2 separate regions of the Homo sapiens genome follow, and region 2 is linked to region 1. A link is an interaction called in ENCODE POLR2A ChIA-PET data of the cell type or tissue named here. Cell type or tissue: HCT116. All regions are shown on one strand. Links, peaks and the distances in the headings refer to the core of each region. The heading gives the core; the rest is flanking DNA.

What was found. Peaks named below come from ENCODE experiments on the same cell type or tissue, not always from the same donor. Only the 100,000 strongest peaks of a DNase experiment are listed, where the experiment ranks them.
Region 2: POLR2A ChIA-PET joins it to region 1 with 15 read pairs; 5 of 35 experiments call an interaction of 5 or more read pairs at or near these places.

Annotation. Positions count from the first base shown.
Region 1 is chr22:30,208,084-30,213,462 of GRCh38, reverse strand. No RefSeq gene overlaps it. Among named protein-coding and RNA genes, the nearest start is that of LIF-AS1, 28 kb to the left of the region's middle. RefSeq lists an enhancer at 649-943. In HCT116, for the core only: a CTCF peak has its summit at 940 (motif pointing left); DNase peaks (open chromatin) are centred at 722 and 2,932; H3K4me3 peaks cover 2,042 bases; H3K27ac peaks cover 5,000 bases.
Region 2 is chr22:30,118,507-30,123,866 of GRCh38, reverse strand. It overlaps HORMAD2 (HORMA domain containing 2), which reads right to left. Exons shown (of 11, transcript NM_152510.4): 8 at 4,820-4,887; 9 at 2,078-2,235; 10 at 1,653-1,903. Among named protein-coding and RNA genes, the nearest start is that of HORMAD2, 41 kb to the right of the region's middle. In HCT116, for the core only: no CTCF peak of the experiment used is centred there; no DNase peak of the experiment used is centred there.

The DNA.
Region 1 (5,379 bases), core at 139-5,138:
CGGTGGCACTCATCTTTGCTCTAATGAAGCAATGAATTGCACAGTGATATCTGCCTTTCCTACCTGGCCAAAGCCTCCCTGGGGGCAGAAAGGGCACCATCCTGCTCTTGCTGTGTCCTAGGGCCAGACGCTTGGCAGGGCGCCCAGGTGGGTTTCAGCGAATGCTCACTAAGTGAGAGTGAATGAATGAATGCAGGAGAGAATACATGGATGTTCCATTCAGCCTCTCCCTCACCAAACGCAGCCCACACGCGCTGTGAGTCTGTCTGGGTGCGGTGGAGGATGCCACTTGGGATTACAATATTTGTAACTTGTGGTTTATGGGCTCTGGAACCAGATGGGGTCTGAATCTCTGCTCTGTTGCTCGTAGCTGTGTGATGTTGAGGAAGTTGCTCAACCTCTCTGTCTAGCTGCAGAACAATCTATTAGAGATAATAATAGCACCTCCCTTGCTGGTGCTATGGAAGTGGGGATTACATGAGGTAAAGGTTACAAGGAGAAGGATTGTAATTATTATTATTGTTGCTGGTAATGACTCAAAGGCTTCCTCCTCCCAATTAATATCTTTGTTTTTTAAGCACAGGAGCCAAGGTCCTCATGACAGGGTTGGAAAGGCCTGGGAGGGGAGCCAGGAGCCTGAGACCAGCTCAGCAGGTCCTGGCCGTGTGACCCAGAGGAAGTCACCCCATCTCGCCTGCTAACCAGATGACTAACAGCAGCAGCAATCATATTGCCTAATTTGCTACCTCACAGGAGTGTGGGAGAAGATCAAACAGAGAAATGAATGAGAAGCATTCTTTCCACAAATATTTGTTGAACACCTACTGTGCTCGAGGCTTGTGGAGGACCAAGCGGGGAACAAGCTGGCATAATCCTTCTCCCTAGGAATGTACAGTCAACAGGGAAGCCAGAAATGAAGGGATTGCTACAAAGTGTGCAAGTGCCTCCCTCTGCTGAGGATTGGGGCACATGATGGCAGAGGCATCTCTGCAAATCCTGACAATCTCACAGGTCATCCCTGCTTTGCCTCCTTTGAGTCTTCATTTATGAAATGGACTGGGTTTTTGTTGTTGTTGTTGTTTTAGATGGTGTCTCGCTCTGTTGCCCAGGCTGGAGTGCAGTGGCGTGATCTCGGCTCACTGCAACCTCCGCCTCCCGGGTTCAAGCAATTCTCCTGCTTCAGCCTCCCGAGTAGTTGGGATTACAGGTGTATGCCACCACACCTGGCTAATTTTTGTATTTTTAGTAGAGACGGGGTTTCACCATGTTTGCCAGGCTGGTCTCGAACTCCTGACCTCAGGTGATCCGCCCACCTTGGCCTCTCAAAGTGCTGGGATTATAAGGCGTGAGCCACTGAGCCCAGCCTGGACTGTTTTTTGTTTTTGAGACAGGGTCTCACTCTGTTGCCTGGGCTGGAGTGCAGTGCTGTGATCATGGCTCACGGTAGCCTCGAACTCCTGGGCTCAGGTGATCCTCCCACCTCAGCCTCCTGAGTAGCTGGCACTACAGGAGCACACCACCACCACCATGCCCCGCTAATTTTTAATTTTTTACAGACAGGGTCTCACTATGTTGCCCAGCCTGGTCTTGAACTCCTGGGCTCAAGCAATCCTGCCTCAGCCTCTCAAAGTGCTGGGATTACAGGGGTGAGCCACTGCACCTGGCCTTGAAATGGACTTTGAAGTGAGCATCAAGATATACCTTCCTCACGACGCTGGTGTAAGGATTGAGCTCATGCATGTGAAAGGGCTTAGCACCGAGCCAGACACCTCTAAGACATCGCTGGATGGCGGTGATTGTTCATGCGCGACCTTGCCACTGGGCACCTGGGGATGCAGGCATGACATTGTCCTTCAAAGAGACAGGGATGAGGAGCATGTGTCTGGCACCTGGAGATCACATTCCCTTCCTCCCTCAGGGCCTATATTTGCCCACACATACACGATTGCGTGGGGACGTTAAAAGGTTCGAAAGCAGATATTCCAAACTGGTAACAGGGTGAGAAATGAGGGTAATTATGAGCCCAGTCATCTACTTTTATGTTTTATCTTTTATATATTGTTTGAACAATAGATCACTTTTTGTTTTTCTTTATTACGGTAAAATACGCGTGACATTAAATGTTCCATTTGAACCATTTTTAAGTGTATGGTTCGGTGGCATTAAGTACGTTCCCAATGTTGCAACCGCTACCACCACCTTCCCCAGTGAAACTCTGTCCCCATTAAACACTAACTCTCCCTTTCCCCTTCCCCAGCCCCTGGCAACATTTATTCTACTTTCTGTCTCTACAAATTTGACTCGTATAAGTGCAATCACACAGTATTTGTCCTTTTGTGTCTGGCTTATTTCACTTAACATAATATCCTCAAGTTCACTCACATGGGAGCATATATCAGAATTTCATTCCTTTTGAATCTAATATTCAATAGATTACTTTTGCCATTGGAAAAAAAAATCATAAAGATTGGAAAAACACAACCATAAAAAGAATGACTGTGCGAATGACTGAAGGAGGAAGAGATGAATAAATGCTCGGGGTCTTCCAGGCATGCCTGCAACTCCGTGGATTTCAGACGGGGTGCATCAGTGGGTCAGCTGGGGTGATGCCGGGGGCAGGCTCCTGTGAATCAGCCGTAGGTCTCCTCTATTACAAGAGAGGGGAGTCAGGCCTCCCACCAGGGCTCTGGTCCCACTGTCCCAGGGACAGCGGAAAATGAAGAAACTCAGCTGAGGGCTGTGAGTCACAGCCGCTGAGGCTGGACGGGGGCCCCACGCCTGGCCCCTGTGGCCCCAGCCATTCAACCTGGGCAGTGAGCGGCACAGAATTCCCGGTCCCCTTCTGATAACAGCCCAGCTCCCCGGGCTCTGGGGACAACCCAGTTGGCCCGGTGAGTAAGGAGGCTCTGGACAATCCCTCCTTTCATAAAGCTCCGCTGCTGACTAATGCCTCCCAGTCACGCCGGCCCTTCCACCTTCCGCCCCAAAACCAATCCCTGCCCAGAGCCAGCCCCTGAGGGCTTTGATTCCTCAAAGCGGAGGAACCTGCTGTCCTCCGCACCCATTTTACCTTCCTGCTGCTGCCCTCATGTTCTGCCCCCACCTACCTCCAGGCTTTGCCTTGGAGACCTCTCTCCTCCTCCTCCTCCTCTCCGCATGTCAACCCTGAGCCCTCCCAAACTCTCTGGGCCTTGCTGTCAAGCCTCAGACCATTCCTGTGATCATCAAATCTTTGCCAAGGGTCTTCTTGTATACCCTCCCCTCCCACTTATCCTCAGTCTTTTTTTGTTTTTGAGACGGAGGCTTGTTCTGTCACCCAGGCTGGAGTCCAGTGGCGTGATTTCGGCTCACTGCAGCCTCCACCTCCTGGGTTCAAGCGATTCTCCCACCTCAGCCTCCTGAATAGCTGGGACTACAGGTGCCCAATGCCACCTGGCTAATTTTTTAATTTTTAGTAAAGACGGGGTTTCACCATATTAGCCAAACTGATCTCGAACTCCTGACCTCAGGTGGCCTCCCAAAGTGCTGGGATTACAGACTTCAGCCACCGTGCCTGGCCATCCTCAGTCTTTTCCATCAGGAAGGAATGGCTAGCCACCTGAGGCTGGGGTCACCTGAGAGATGACTCCAATGAGGGGATTTCAGGCACTCGGGCAGGGCACTGAGGTGCTGTTACTGAGCGTGCATGCAGGGACATCTTGAGCTGCCTCTAGCTCCTTTGAGGCACACAGGAAGCCTTGTGGGGGTTTGAATTCTGACTCTACCACTGACTAGCTGGGTGACCATGGCCAGGTAACTTAACCTCGCTGAGCCTCAATTTCTATACCTGTTTCTAAAAAGTGGGAGGGGGTAGGGATAATAATCTCTCCCTTCCAGAATGGACATGAAGCACCTTCCAGAGAGCCTGCTAACTCAGCCTGCACGGAAGGTCACAGTCAACAGGGGGGCTCAGAAAAATGGGGTTGAGATGCCTTGGGGAGGCCTTGGCCAAGGAGAGTGTGACAAGTCAGGGCAGAATCGAGTCCCTCTGACTCCTCGGCATGTGCAGTGGCTGAGAAATGGCCTCTTGGTTCCCAGAGTTGATGGGAGGGTGGATGACATTCTTTCAGTCACTGTATGAGTGTAGGCGCCTGTGCTCCTGGAGATGGGCCTAGTTTGGAGGGTACAGGACGTCGGTTGAGGAAAAAAAACATCGCTGTTTGGTTCTGGAAGAGAATCTCTCCCTTTTTTGGGGGCGGTGGGCAGTGAGGGAAGTGAGAGAGAAAGGGCCATGGCTAGCTTCTCTCACTCGTGAGGCCTAACGGAGGCGAATGGGGAAACGACTTGGTGTGATCCAAGAGGAAGCTTGGAAAACCGGGGAAAGCTCCGGCCTGGGAGCTGAGAACCACGGTCCTCTTTCCGGGCCCAGCTGGGCCTCCTACCGGCCACGTGGCCGGGGGTGAGTCACAGCCTCTGAGCGACATGACCCTTATCTGCAAAAGGAGGTGGAGAGATGTGAGGACTTCCAAGGCCATTTCCAGCTCTAAGATTCTGTAACGCTGCAGCCATCTCTTTAAAGATGACAAGCAGAGATGCTGAGCTGAAACAGATGTGGTGGATAAAGCCAAAATAATCAGCTCAGTGGTTTTTCTCTCTCCAGTGCCCTGCGTCAGCGAAGCCTTGGGTGAATCTGGCATTTGCTCATTTTGATAGGTAATCAAGGCAACATCTGGGGGCCTGAGCTTCCGGAAGAGGGGCTGATCAAACAGTTCCTACCCTTAGCCCTTCCTCCTTCCTGAACAGCGTGCATGTGATGTGGACCTCCTGAATCCACACGGTCCAGGCTGGCTCCTGCACTGAGCATTTCTTAAACGCGATTTCTTTGCTCATTCTCCAGACCTTCCACAGTCAGCCAGAGTCTGGGGATGCTCATTTGCTAAAGAACTATTTATTTTGCATCTCCCCAGTGCCTGGCACCAAAATAAAAGATTCTGGGGCCCTTGTGTCAGAGGGAATTCTCACGCAGCCTTGGTGCATGAGATAACTATGCTTCCCATAGGAAGGGAGAGAGATGAGAAGGTGACCTTATATCCACAGGGCAGAGCCCTAAGTGGGCAAGGAAGTTTCTGGATGGCGGGGTGGGCAGCACAGACTCTGGAAAGGTGGGAGGAAAAAGGAACCCGGATGGGGAGATTACAGGAACTGAGGCAGTGAGGCAGAAAAATATGGTGTGTTCAGTGGGCAGTGAGGTGACACATTTAGGCAGCACGCAGCTCTCGGAGTTTGATTTCATTTTAAAGGAACCCCATTCCCCTAATTTCCATCATAGACCTAGTTTGTTTCCTCCCCCACACTGCTCATCTGTAATCACACACTCACTTTTCTTTTTTGAGACAGAGT
Region 2 (5,360 bases), core at 1-5,000, 89 kb after region 1:
GAGACCCTGTCTCTAAAAAAAATAAAAAATAAGCTGGGTGTGGTGGCGCACACCTATGGTTTCAGCTACACTGGAGGCTGAGCTGAAAGGATTACTTGGGCCCAGAAGGTCAAGGCTGCAGTGAGCTGTGATCAACTACTGCACTCCAGCACTCAAGCCTGGACAACAGAGCAAGACTCTTTCCCTAAATAAATAAATAAATAAATAAATAAATAAATAAATACCTAGCTGAGGCCCAGTGTGGTGTCTCATACCTGTAATCCCAGCACTTTGGGAGGTCAAAGTGAAAGGATTGCTTGAGCCCAGGAGTTTAAGACCAGCCCTGGTAACAGTGAGACCCTTGTCTCTACAAAAAATTAAAAAATAAAAAATTAGCCAGGTGTGGTGGCATGTGCCTATAGTCCCAGCTACTCGAGAGGCTGAGGTAGGAGGATTCCTTGGCAAGCTGAGGCACCAGTGAGTCATGGTTGCACCACTGTACTTCAGCCTGGGCAACAGAGCGAGACCCTGTCTCAAAAACAACAAGAACAACAACAAAAAAAACTAGCTGAAACATTCTTTTCTTAACCTTCATTTTTTTTCCCCTTTCTATGTTAGCTATATCTTCCTTGGGTGAAATTGGAAGAGGAAAATTGCACCAAAATCCAAAGTCATTTTTATGTCTAACATCGAGAAAGCACTAAAAATTTAAAAACAATCTGTTACTTGTTTGGTTATATTATTTACATTAATTGAATTAAAACTAGAACAACTAGAACCTCTTTTCAATGTATTAAACATAATACAGAGTTAAAGAACTAGAAGGAACCTTCAGAAGTTACCTAGTACAGTCACCTATCTTTAAATAAGACTCAAATTATCTTAAGCAAACAAGTTATCATTCTAATCTTAAAATATCTCCTGAAAAGATCTTATAGCATCCCTTCCTACTGAAAATTTTTTGTCTAACTCAGAACCCTTTTAACACAATGTTGTCATACAGTTAACATTATTATCCAGACAACCACCAGTTAAGGGTGTGGAGTTACCTAGGGCATAATGGGACCCTAGCAAGAATCTAACTCCAAGTCTCTATTGGTGGAAATGGGAGGATAAAGGGATCAGAGACCTGACTGTTTGGCTCCACTAGCTCCAACCCCACCAACCCCCTGACTTTCCCCAGTGAGTTAGCCCCAAAGCTTGTCTTCCTCCACATAACCAGAAGTTAACTATTATTTGTTTTCACGCTGACTCGGGTTTATCCATAAAATTTATCTTCCCCAACTCCTCCCATCCAATTATCTCAGTATCAAGAACTGATTTATACTTCCAATGAGTATGAATAAATACCTAGAATATTTTTCAACCCTAAAATTATGTCATTTACAAATAAAGGAAAGAAAACCTCAAATTTTCTAAATTTATGATATCTTTAATAAAATAAATATATTAGAAAATCTTTTTCCTCCTAGTTATGGACAATTTCATCTGATAAAGTATATTTCCTTTTAGAAGATTAAACTTTTTTAGATTAAAAACTCCTTGATGTCAGAGACTAGTTTTGTTTCAGTTTTTATAGCTGGCACACTCCACGTGCATGCCCTGGGTAGAAACTGAAAAATATCAATTGTGTTTAACTGACACGATAGAAAATCTCTAAAGCTTTGCCTTACATGGTCATTGCATTCTTCTTCCTCATCACAGTCTAGACCCTGATGGGCGATCTCAGTAGTGCTGTTCTCCCGAAACAGATTGTTCTCCAAATCAATCACTTTTGTAGCCTCTGTCATGACTTTTACTTTCATGCTATGAAAGCCAGTGGAGACAAATCCCACTTGCACGTTGATAGGCTCCTTGTCAAACAGCAGGAAGTGTGAATTTACCCCTTCTTTAAAACCGAGGGGTTGGTAATCATGTGGGGTCACTGCGAAATGAAAAGGGCAAAAAGCCATGAAAACTGAGTTTCAATACAACAAATCCGATTAATCTTTCATGTGTAGCAACAGACTTCTCTTTCAGATGCCTGCAAAATCCTTTTACTTATAGAAAATATTAGCTCAGCACTTAAGGAGGAATTTGCCTAAAGTTCTCTACCTACCTGCATTATAGTAGTGGAGTTTCATAGTAAGTACAACATTATTAGGAAGTGGCTCAAGGTCCTGCATCAGTATATACAATTTACGGATCAGTAGAACACTGGCTTTCTTAATATCTTCATTGTTTGTTCCACTTTCAAAGCTTGTACTGCTGCTATGACTACACAGAAAAAAAAGCATACTTTTTGATCATATACAATAGTGGCAATCTATCCCAAAAGGAACAAAACTTTTGACTATGTGAGTAAATATAAATTAAACATTAGTATATTTTGAGACTTTTTTAGAATGTAAATTAGGGGAGCGATGGTACTTTTTGCAATGTATATACAAAGAATTTCTTAAGTAGCAAATTCCCTAAAAGCATTTAAAATACGATCTTTTTAAAAATTTGATTTGAAAAAAATCATATACCACAACAGTAAGAACAACGAATTTGGAATTAGGTGACCTGGCATCTAATATCAGCTCTGCTGATAACTAGCTGAATGACCTTGGTCAAGTCATTTAGACACACTCTAGGTCAGTTAGCTCATTTGTGAGATAAGCGTAAAGACATTTCTACAACTCTCAAGCATAAAATCAATCACCAGCTCTGGGACTTTCTACCGTCTGATTATCTCGCAAAAGTATCCCTTCCTCACTCTTGCATTGATTACTACAGTGGCTATCTAACTATTTTTCCTGCTTTCCTTCTTGTCCACACTACAAAATATTCTCCATATCACCGCTGAAATAATATTACTAATAGGAAAATCTGTTCATGTCACCTTCTTACTTAGAATTCTTCTATTATATCCATCAGTTTTCAATCAAATTCAAAGACAGTGTGTATACAATTCCTTTCACAACCCGTCATATCCTCACCTCCATCCTCATCTGCAGCTATTGCCCAGTTTCCTCTCACTCAAAGTATTTGCATATGCTGTTCACTTTGCTTGTACTGTGCTTTTCCACTTTTCTTCCTGACTGTCCTAAATTTATCCTCTAATACCTAGCTCATGCGCAGACTCTTCAAAGAAGTCTTCTCTGATAATACCCTCATCTCATCCTCAGGATAACTATTTGTCCTTCTCTAGACTGTGAGTGGCTATATCTTTCATCTCCACAGTACAGAGTTTGGTGCCCAGCTATTCAATCAACATTTGTTGAATTAATGAATGAATGAACAATTTGGACTAAATTACCTTCCAATTCTAAACTTTGTTCATTTATCTCCAAAGTTTCCTTCCACAATTAGTCTCACATTTGAGTAGTTTCCAGGAGGGACCATGACTATAATATATTTACACATGGCTGTGCACATAGTTAGCTCTTAATATGAAAAATAACCCTAAGTAATTGAAATGTTGGATTTTTCCCTAACTGATCTTTGGAGACAGTGTGAATTCATGAAGCAAACATTTATTAAGTGAATACATTAGCTCCTTTTCCAATTTTGAACAACTTAAAATTCTGCCAACCAGGATTTAACCAATTCAAATGTAGGTAACCAGAATGAAGGGCTATAGATATGTAGCTCATGGGAGCCTCCAGGACACATCAGTAAAATCATATTCAGGACTCCCATTTAAACAAATGCCTATATTTCTTCTCTAGGAAATTAATAATATGCATCACCTTCTCTCCTTAGCATGTGAAAGATTTGGCCATTTTTGTTTTACAGCTTACCTCTTGGCATATGTGCCTTCAGAACAAAAGAGTTTAATCTGGCCATCAGTGTATATTTTTGAGTTTTGGAGAGTAAAGGTAACTTTTTATGTGAGAAAACGTGTATGAAAAGTGCTGCTGTATAAGCTGTAAAGTATTATACAAATGTTAGCTAATAAAAGGTAATATTTTAATTCTCATTTTTGGAACTGATTTTCTCTTCACATTCTAGTGCTGTCTGTAGGTTTTACAAATGGAAGGATAATCAAGGGAGTGAATCTTGGAGAAAAGTCCTCAAGCTCATGGCAAATGATGAGCCAGAGCTAATAGTAGGGAAAATTGAAAATTAGGCCATGTCTCTCATCAGTCTTTCCTTTCAAGGGCATCCATCCCCCTTACTTGGATTCCTCTACTATCCAGAGCTTTTCACCATCATCTGTACCTTCCACTACTGTGCCATCTCATCAGCAATACTTAGCTCTCCATCCCCCCTGGCAGGTCTGAATCCAAAAGCTACTGGGAGAAAAATAAACGTTGCTCTTCAATGTCCTTGTGTTTGCTATTTAACCCATTAGTAACCTAAAACTTGGAATTTTCGACTTCATAAGGAAACTGCAGTGCTTTCTAATCTTTTCATACAAGGACACAAGGAAATGATATTTATATGACATACTGGGGTAAGCAAATGAGAATATTTGTGCATACGGGCAAATAGTCCAAGGGTATTATCTACCCTAGGCACAGGCTGGCTATATCGAGGTGGAAAGGATCGCTATCTAGGCATAGCAGTTGAGAAACTTTGAATTAATGGCTAGACAGAGCCTTATGGAGTTATTCAATCAATAGCGTGTAGGCAACCTTATTGACATAATTTCTACCTTTGTGCTGCATGCCATTTTCTCTATTCCCACCAGCTTAATCCATGGATTTCAGGAATGTAAACAATTGTTGCAGCCCCTTTTTATAATAGTGGTTTTCTGTAGGGTTTGTGGGGAAATGTGTAAAGAAGTATAAGGCCTTTCTCTGGCCTCAAGAAGCTTATGTTTACCTCAATCCTATTTATTTCTCATGTTCATTAAGCAGTTAGATTCTACCTGTCAAAATCCATAGTGGCTCCTTCTTTCGTGTATTTGAATTTGAACTGGTACATCTCAGTCACCTTCTACAAAAACCAAAGGAAATAAAGAAAAAAAAGAATTTAGAAAAGAAATCCAGAATCTTACCTGATCATAAGTAAGGAACATTTTCACTGTATATCTACTGTACTTCCTATATAGCTGTTTGTTTCACAGTATCACATTATTCAAGAGTAATATTTCCAAATATAAAGACAACCTAGTTTTTCTCCTCCATGCTAAAAATAAATTAGATGAAAGATACTATTATTACCATTTTAAAGCTGGAAAAACAAAATCACAGAGTCAAATATCTAACCAAACTAGGTAAACAACAGTGGAAACAGTTGAGAAACCATTCATTCATGTAACAAATATTGTATTGAATGTCTACTTTGTGCCAGTCACTGGAGTCACAGCGGTGAACAAGACAGAAAAGGTCCCTGTTTTTCTGGAATATACATACAATCCAGTAGGGGAAATAGTCAGTAAATAAGTAAACAAATGAAATAAGCTAATT